Regions from separate parts of the Homo sapiens genome. Here region 1 is linked to region 2. A link is a contact called in ENCODE Hi-C or POLR2A ChIA-PET data. All regions are on one chromosome and are shown on one strand. Each heading gives the region's core, a stretch centred on a gene start or an enhancer-like site at or near the end of the contact. The rest is flanking DNA. Distances are from core to core; before and after follow the strand shown. Region 1 holds the start of TNFSF11 (TNF superfamily member 11). Region 2 has its middle 49 kb from the start of TNFSF11.

Evidence for each region. Hi-C counts contacts between places; a loop is a spot of excess contacts on that map. ChIA-PET counts read pairs that join two places held with the same protein, here RNA polymerase II (POLR2A). Pooled maps may share reads with other maps.
Region 1: a loop to region 2 is called in a map with no recorded cell type, with 3 times the contacts of the local background. The contact joins the promoter of TNFSF11 here to the enhancer-like site in region 2. A Hi-C loop is called at or near these places in 6 of 37 single-sample maps with no recorded cell type and 3 of 50 pooled maps. POLR2A ChIA-PET finds 5 or more read pairs at or near these places in 3 of 52 experiments (A549, WTC11 and activated CD4-positive, alpha-beta T cell).

Annotation. Positions count from the first base shown.
Region 1 is chr13:42,572,106-42,576,602 of GRCh38, reverse strand. TNFSF11 (TNF superfamily member 11) reads right to left here and starts at 2,451. Exons shown (of 5, transcript NM_003701.4): 1 at 2,081-2,451. The coding sequence starts at 2,299. RefSeq lists an enhancer at 1,854-2,053 and a silencer at 2,144-2,513.
Region 2 is chr13:42,523,214-42,527,808 of GRCh38, reverse strand. No RefSeq gene overlaps it. Among named protein-coding and RNA genes, the nearest start is that of TNFSF11, 49 kb to the left of the region's middle. RefSeq lists an enhancer at 3,217-3,336. Within about 2 kb of position 2,513, at least 3 of the 41 ENCODE cell types and tissues checked have a DNase peak (open chromatin) inside an H3K27ac peak, as active enhancers do.

The sequences.
Region 1 (4,497 bases), core at 1,202-3,701, 49 kb before region 2:
AGAATAATAGCTAAATTATTTTGCACAAGTCAAAGGAACCGAATTTTCATGGTATTTAAGAAAACCGTACCCAGAAGTCTGATGACATTAACTTCTTCAAAGGTATATTTTCTGGCTAGACTTACTAACTCACACGTTTACTTTGAAAAGGGGTTCTGAATGTTTCACTATCATCCATACAGCATCAAGACTGCTAAAGGATGATGGGAGATCACTGAAAGCCCTGACTCCTCACCCACGGGGACCACCGAGAATTCCTAGGGAAAAGCTGAACAACTCTAACAAGAGCCCAGCAGGTCACTCTTTCCTACACAGCCATGCCACCGATTTCCACAGCTCCTGCCAAGCCAAGCTGTTCATGGTTCCTAGAACTCCTTCATTTCCTACTGCTCGTTCAACATTGGACACTCTCTTCACTATTATGGCAATGAAAATGCCATATCCCGAAGGTGTTAGAAAAGATAAACAGTGGAGAACTACTGCATCTTTGATCCCTTTTCTGATTGTTGCTCTTTTGTTTGACTAAGAATTTTAATGGTTTTATTAGGCCACTCTGCTATCTGGCTCCATGCCCATAGTAAGTGGACACTGTCTGTTGAATAAATGATTCTTAACTCATTCCATCGCAGGTGACGGTGCCACGCACAACGCTGGCACTCCATGCACAAGCACTAAATGGGGGTTATTAACAAAATGCTGGATGAGAAAATGGGTAAGCCATTCTTATTGCAACACACTCCAATGAAAGAAAGACGTTTAGTCACTTTCATATAGATTTGTTATCTGTGTTGCAAGCAAACCACTCAAAAGTTGTCTTTTTAGAAACAACAAAACTCTCAATGAGTAGATTATATTTAATGCAGATTTTCTGAAGTGTGGCTCATTGCATTTCTACTTTAAGTAGGTAATCACACTAGTTCTAGAAAATGCAAACTAGCGGATAATGAATACTTAACAAAAAGCCTATGATTAAAAGTAATGGAGTTCGAGACATTGGCACATGTCAAAAAACCATACAATCCAAGCAATGCCATGTTTTGATGCATCCCGTTTGGTTTAGTAATCACCTTTGAATCTGAAAACGAATGTAGTCCAAACCCAACTTTCTTTTCCCATAAAAAAAAATGCACAGTCAGCCCCCCACTTCCTCTGAGAAAGAGTTCACAGCACCAGACAAGAATATTTGAATGAATCCAACCAACTGCACTGCAATTTCCAAGAAAACACAAGAGCATAAACCACCAGAAAGCATAATATTACAAATTTACCCCTTCCTTCCTACTATCTCTCTGCAGTTCCTAGCCGTCGTGCAAAAAACCTCTTCATCTTTCCGAAGGTTGGTTATTTGCTAGACTGTAGTAACACTGTGCCATCACACTCACCTCGCTTCCTTCCTCCGCCCACATCCCTAGCAGGCACGTGGGGCTGTCCCTCTTCCTTCACCCCCACAGGACAGCGCCACAGCCGCAGAGCCCCCATCCCGAGCCCGCGCCTCTCTGGTCGCGCCGTGTCATTCTGCCCACCCATTGGGCGACCTGGGCACGAGCACCGCGACCTCCCGCTCCGCGCAGCCCTCCAGCACCGTGGCCCCAGCACACCTGCAGAGCAGCCAGGCGCAGGAACCGAAACCCGCCGGGTGGTGGGCGGGAAGGGAAAGGTAGATGCCCAAGTGAAGGCGCTCATCTTTTTTCCTACGTGAACAGAAGTTGATTCTTAACTTCAAGTGAGAAATGACAGGGAGAAAAAGTATGCAATCACTACCAGAAAAGGTGAGAGGCCAGTGTTGTTTCCCAGCGAAGGGACGGGGTGAGATTCAAACCCATCGTCCGGCCAGGGGAGTCCGCCCCCAGAGCACCGAGAAGCTGGGGTGCGTGGGCGGAGAGAGAGCAGGGTGCGCCCGACAGCCCTGCGCCAGGTTGTCCCCAAACTCAACACTTCCTCTCTCCCTTCTGGAGTCACTTTCCCTTCCGGAATATGCAAGCTCTGGGTGGCCCAGCCCTGCCGCCAGACTCAGTTTCCAAGTGCGGGGGAAGGAGATGGGCGCTCTCAGCCGCGATCCCCTGGGAAGGTGGCCACTCACCTGCGCTCTGAAATAGAAGAACAGGGCGACGCTGCAGACAACCTGGCCCAGCCCCAGCCCCAGGAGGGCCACGAACATGGAGCGGGAGGCGGCAGGGGGCTGGTGCGGCGCAGGCGGCGGCGGGGCGTGCAGGGGGCCCTCGTGCGGGGCTCCGGGGCCGCCGCCCATCTCCTCCGAGCCACGCAGGTACTTGGTGTAGTCTCTGCTGGCGCGGCGCATGGCGCTCGGCCCTCTCGCTTCGGAGCTCTCCTCCCTCTCCCGCTCCCTCCCCTTCTTGTCTGCGGCCAACTCCGGAGGCTGCGGCGGAGCCTCGACGTGGGGCGCCGACTTGGAGCCCGGCTTTGGGTCCTGGGGCGCGCGGGCGAGCGGGCAGGGCGCCCGGCAGCCCCAACTCTTATAAACCGCTTGGAGAGCCCTGGCCTCGGGAGCCAATCAGCCCCAGGCGAGGCTGCCTCTTCCACTCCCACCTCTGGCTCCCCTTCCTTCCTTTCGCCCTCCCTCTCTCTCAATCTCTGTCACTGAAGGGCCTCCTTCATGGGGGCCCTCCAAGGAGGAGGCTGGGGGCTACTCCAGTGGTTCCAGACTCCCCTTGCCATCCTCAGCTGTCTTTCTGGAGGTCCAAGAGATGGGTTAAAGAAGACGCAGAGGACACCTTTGCTAAAGGATAAGGATTGCACCTCAGACATTCCTCCTGCATCCATTCTAGTTTGGTAGAGAAGGGACTTCACATCCTGGAGTCTCGGTTTCCTCCTTAGGATTTAGAAAGTTAAATTTGATGATCTCTGAAGACCCTTCCTGTCCAACCTCTCCCCCCAAAGTGCTTCCAAATATAGTTTCTCAAAGTATTTTGGAAGACTTCGAAAATTTCACAATCCCCTTCCCAAATCCCTATTTCTGCATCTTGAAGGTGACATTGAGCGAGGCAGGTCTTGAATGTGGCAGTAGAGAGCCTATAGACACCAACTCTGACTTTATAAAGATGAAAACAGTGCAGAGAAAAGGGTAAAGGGGCGTGTAGCCAGAAGCAAGCATCCGAGGAGGGCTCACCCAACAGTCAGGAAAGAGATGTAACACGAAGCTGATGATACAGTTAAATGTTAGTTTCATTGCTAAAGAAACCTTGCTAGGGCTTTTTAAAAACCTCTATTCAGAACTGTGGCTCTTAGTGAGAAAACAAAAATATTAACATTGCTCACAAATTCTGATACTTCTTCAGAAGGAAGTTGCTGACCAATTTAAACACCCATGAAACTTAGGATGTTTCCACTTTTTTATTAATACAGTTAGCCCACAGTATCCATGGGTTCCACATCTGTGGATGCAATGAACCACAGATCAAAAATATTTGAAAAAAAAAAAAAGGATGGCTGTGTCTGGACTAACATCTGTAGACTTTTTTTCTTGTGATCATTTCCTAAATGATACACAACTAGTTACATAGCATTTACATTCTATTAAGTATTATAAATAATCTAAAGATAATTTCAAGTGTACAAGAGGATGTGTGTAGGTTAAATGCAAATACTATGCCATGATATGTTAAGAAACTTGAACATCCATGGATTTTGGTATTTGCGGGGAGGGGTTTGGTGGTGTCCTGGAACCAGTCTTCCATGGATATCAGGGGACTACTGTGCCTTTTTATTTTGCATCCTCTTTCTGCCTAATTCGCTAATGAGTATTTCTCTAGGCAAGATTTGTGACAAATGACAGGTCTCTGAGTTATTAAAGCATGTGTTCTAAATTGAACACTTAGACCTCAGTAAATGTTGAGGAAGAGTGACCAGGTTGAATTTTTTTTAAAGGCAGCCATACAAAGAAAATGATCTGTTCAAATTCAAAAATGCCTTTAGCATTTATATGTGTATCAATATATAGGTTGGTGGAGAAGGGACAAAAAATTTTCAGACTCAAACATAGAAACAATTGACGTTAATTCTACTCCTTGTAGTCTTTGACCTCTTCCCACTTTTTGTTTGTTAACTTTGGGAAGTAGGTTTATTGTCTCCTCCTCCCCCTCCTCCTCCTCCTCTTCTTCCTCATTCTCTCCCTGCTCCTTGACTCAGGAAATAATTCCATATTTCTTCTTTCTTATAAATATTGATTGGGATCAAAGATTTTTAAAATGTGTTATAACAACTAAACCCACAATGATTTTACTATAGTGTCTTCCATTCTTTTTAATGGGTTTTTATACAACAATGTTTTATACATGTTTTTAATTCCTTGACATCTTGATCCTCAGGTTACAAGAAAGTCCCTCAAATCCCTGAATTATGTTCAGGTATACTTGACCCAGGAGCTTCATATATGGGACCGTATGTTACATTCCTACAGAGTTCTTCATATGACATTTCTACTAGTACTCCAAAAATGTCATCCCACTATCTTCTGGCTTCCATAGGCTGTATTAGATA
Region 2 (4,595 bases), core at 1,264-3,763:
CTTTTGCCACATAATGAAACTCAGTCACAGGCCTAGAGGATTAGGACATTTGTGAGGTGGGAGCCATTATTCTGCCTACCACAGAAACATGTCAGGGAAGAGGAGAAGCCAGCACCAGAGAACCCTCAAAAAGTAGGTGAGACAAATTTCCATAGCATCCTGCAGTGTCTATCACATAAGAAGTTCTTCATTAATTAATGACTGCTGATTTATACTGAAAACGAAATTACCCCACCGTTGCCACTAGTCCTTCAGTCAATGTACGACTGCCTCCTGGGTGGTTCATGTCTATCCAAATGGCGTTCCTCTTTCCACTATGAAGGCCCCACCTTTTTAGGATCTGTATCTTCAGACCTCCCCATTCTCAAGCAGGGCTGGGTCTGGGTGTCCTAGGAGTACCAGTAGTCATCCTGTCCTATGACATATCTGCTTCAGTGTCCCCCAAGCACAGGGTAAGTATTTAATGAATGATTGTTACAGTGAACCCTCAGGCAGGAGTTGCCTTCTGCTGTGTGTGCAGTGGGCCTATACATTCTTGCTTCAGATCTGTTTTGACCTGTTAAGAATGGAAACCCGTTTTCACTCTGCCTCCAAAAGAAGTGTGTGAGAGGGAATGGGAAGCGGTTCTATCCATAATTTTGATGTGACAGAGCAGATAACGTTTTTATCATGGTCTTTGATGCAAACAGGGAGAGTCAGGCTGAAAACACAATTTTCATGGATGATTTAAATGTTTACAAATCTTAGCACTTTGAAGCATCTTATGCAATGCATGTACCCTCGAATTATTCTCAGAGATTTATGTGAATAAATGCATATTTTATTCATGGGTCCTTCACAGGCTCTGTTAATAGTTTTTAGACCCATTTGGTAAAGCAGCTAAACTTGGGCTGCACATTGGCACCACCAGAGGTGCTTTTAAAAAATGCTGATATCTGCACTTGCCCTCAAAAATTCTCATTTAATTATTCTGTTAAAGTTTCAGATATTTGTATATTTCAGATCTCCAAATGATTCTAACATAAGACCAGGAAAGAAAACCACTATGCTAAAGAAATCACGTGTGTTTCTTCATATTAAAGCTGAAATGTGCCTTGCTGGATGGGGCGAGGTAGCCACCCTTAGGTGAAAATATGCGTCTATTTCTTATGAGCAAGTAACACCCACACTTTAATCTTTCTCTGCTAAGGTCTAACCAGCAGTCTATTCACTCCTGCTCCAAATTTTTTACTCACTCCTCTCCCAGTTGTTCCTGCCCCCACCCTGCCTCTTTCTCTTTGATCTGTTGCTGAACCAGGACTAATTCTCCATCTAATGCCCTGCAGCAACCTTCACAAAGCCCCATTTGCCACTCTCCTGACCCTGCTGCTTTCTTTCATCCTCGTGTCACACATCCTCACTCCTCACAATCCTTTGCTATTTCTAAACACAAATGATGGGAAGAATCGGGGGGGCAAGGAATTCAGGTGATATACTGTGACTGCCAGAAAAACATGCTTCTCAGATCTGCAACTACAGCAAGCACATGGATTGCTGGCCCCGAGTGCTACGCTCTGAAACCCGCCATTGCCTTAGCACAAGGCCAGCTCCTCACGCCCCCACATCACCCTACTCGGTTGCTCCCCATCAATAGCTAAGACAACGGCAGGATCCTAAGTCTGGCCCGTCCCTGGGAGCCTCAAGCTTCTCTGACTGATCACTTTGACTCAAGGCTCCCCATCAGCCTTGCCAGGCTTACCTACAACTGCACTCAAGTTAGGACTCCTCATCCACCCCTTATTCCTTCACTCTCTCCCTCCCAAAGTTCAGACCAACAGCTGGCACTATCAGCTGTCACAGCCCTTCCTAGCTTCCTCTCTATTTTCCCTCCCAGGCATCTTGTTGGTAAATTTCTTGCACATCTAATTCCAACTTGGTGTCTGCTTCTTGGAAAATCCTAAGTAGCACCTTACTACAGGAGGAAGCTATAAGAATAATTGAATTTTACTCTAAAAGAAGATGACTATTTTAACCATTTATTTAATAATCATAAGCTAGTATGTATATATACATATGCATGGATATCCTCTCATTTAAAAAAAAAAAGATATATTCAACAGAAACCAGGTGTCTTCAGAGGCTCCCTGATTAAATAAACCTTTTTTTTGTTTTTTTCAAAACTGGCTACTCTTTGGGTCACCCAGAAAACTTTTTAAAGATGTCGATCCCCCTCTTGAGATTCTGATGCAATTAGTCTGGAGTAAGCCTGGAAATTGGCATTTAAATACCTCCCTAGATGACTCCAGTGTGCAGTAAGGTTTGAGAACCCTACCCTATAGGTACACATAGGGACAGGCCACAATTTACAATACCTACAAGATGTCAACTGCCCAGCTGCTCAGGAGAAATGTGGTTAATCATCATCCTGAGGGGAGAGGAAAATTTCTTCAGCAGATCATCATAAAGGAAACACTGTGGAATGTCATCAACCACATCCTTGACAACATCCCTGCAGTAAACACAGAAATAAGCTTCATAGAATTGCTTCCTATGACATTCCTCAGTGTCGCCAGGTTCTTTCCATGTGCTACCACAGTGCAAGCAAGTTCTGTTCCCGTACAAATTTGCAGAGGAATTTTCCACTTTGGTCAGTGGTATCTCTTCCTGAGCAGGCTTCATGCTGTGTCTGGGGGTAAAGTCTGTGGTTGGACACCAGGGGTACCAGAGAACATCTACTTTTACCTATTTCCTATATTGGAATTCTGCAGAAAGGTGTGTTTGACCAAAAGAGTCTACTGCTAAGGAGTGTTTGAAAATCACTCTCCAGTCAGCAGGAAGAAAGTAACCCTCTCATTCTTTAATGATTCTAGTTTCATCCTGATTGAACTCACAACAGACCATGACTTCAGAGTCTCAGAAATAATTAACTTCACTATGAGATGATCAATGAAGATGAACTTCAGACCATGACTCGATACCCAAGCACACAGTACACAACTGGCCAGGAGTGACATCAGTGCTGAGATGGATCCCCTCCAGCTGACACCAGGCCACATCAGACCAGAGAAACAAATTCCTCCCATATGGCCAGAAAGTTTTATGGCAGTAACACTAAGACTGACAAAGTCACTGTTTCATAGTTAATTATTTTCATTTCCTCATAGCCATGGAGAGAAACTATCTAAAACCTTGAATTTGAGGAAATGAGTTCGTGAAAATCTAGCTCTCCTGGGACATGATACTATAACTCATCAGAAGGGCCAACCCATTGACATTCTTGACTCTAGGCTCTAATCAGGCTACCCACCATCTTCAAGAGGCGTACCCTAGTAAACCTGCCAGCTTGGACACAAAACACACCTTCAGCAGTTGGCTGTGCCTGACCCACACCAAGGCTGCATGCTGAACTTCTGGATTCCTTTCCCTGAGCTTCCCGTCCCAGCATTCTTGCAACCAACCTGGAATGGCAGGGTTGAGTTTTCTCCATCAGTTATGATGTTCTAACCTCCTTGTTTGTTGAGCTGCAGTTCACAGCAACTTCAGTGAAATGGATTAGAAATGTTTTAATGTTCTACTACCTATGGATTAATATATGTTTCAAGGACATTGTTTTTTAACTGATGGAGAGTGCATGCTCTCGGTATTACAGATCAACTATGGTAGTGATGTTGAATAACTTAAGTAGGAGCTGAATTGAAAACTGTAAAAACAAATAGCAATAGTGGAATATAATTTCCAAAATGAGTCTTTATGCTAATCCAGATGAGTGAACAACATTGTTCAAAGAAGCAGAGTTCAGGGACACCCAGTAGAGGAGAGCAAAAGAAGAGAAAAATTATAACTGCTGATCAATTTGGATTATTGTTATTATATCACCGCTATTCTTGACTTTAAACAGACATACATAGAAAACTCTTATGTGGTACTAGAGTTTTATTTTTTAATTTATAACTTGAAATGCACATTCACCTACAAACTCCATTTCATTTTCTTCAACAAATTACTGTTCTCCAAGAATGGTGGAATAGAAAGAGCCATTGTTACTCTCCTTACAAGAAGAAAGGGAGCCCCCTATGACTGGTAGCATTTTGGAGGCAAGCCATCCTCACCTGCCCTGCCAGTTTATCAATCCCTAACTTCTGCTAAAGGCTAAAGTGTGGAGATAATTAATCTATCAGATTCTTTCTGGAAAAAAAATCTTGATAATGCAGGTATATTTTAAAAATCCATGAGCATATGAGAAAAATAAAGCTACTAAAGTAGGATAAATGTGGAGAATGGCTAGAAGATCAACATCTCCACCATCTTGATTTTGCTCCATTTATCAGCATCTCCACCATCTTGGTTTTATTCCATTTTGCCAACATCTCCACCATCTTGGTTTTGCTCCACCTCAGCCTTAGCTACAGACCTGATCCCAGCAGAGCATGGATGAGCCAAAGGGCTCAGCACTGAGATTCCTTTGGAGTGTTAATACTGTTCAGTTTCTGTTCGTTCTTTTCTTCTGCTTGCCACCATTCTGGGTCCCCATGCTGCTGCCTCAGTGTGGTCACATCAGGGCAGCTTGGGAAGCAGTCACATGAGACAGGTTCTCCCCGTGGAGTTCATTCAAGGCT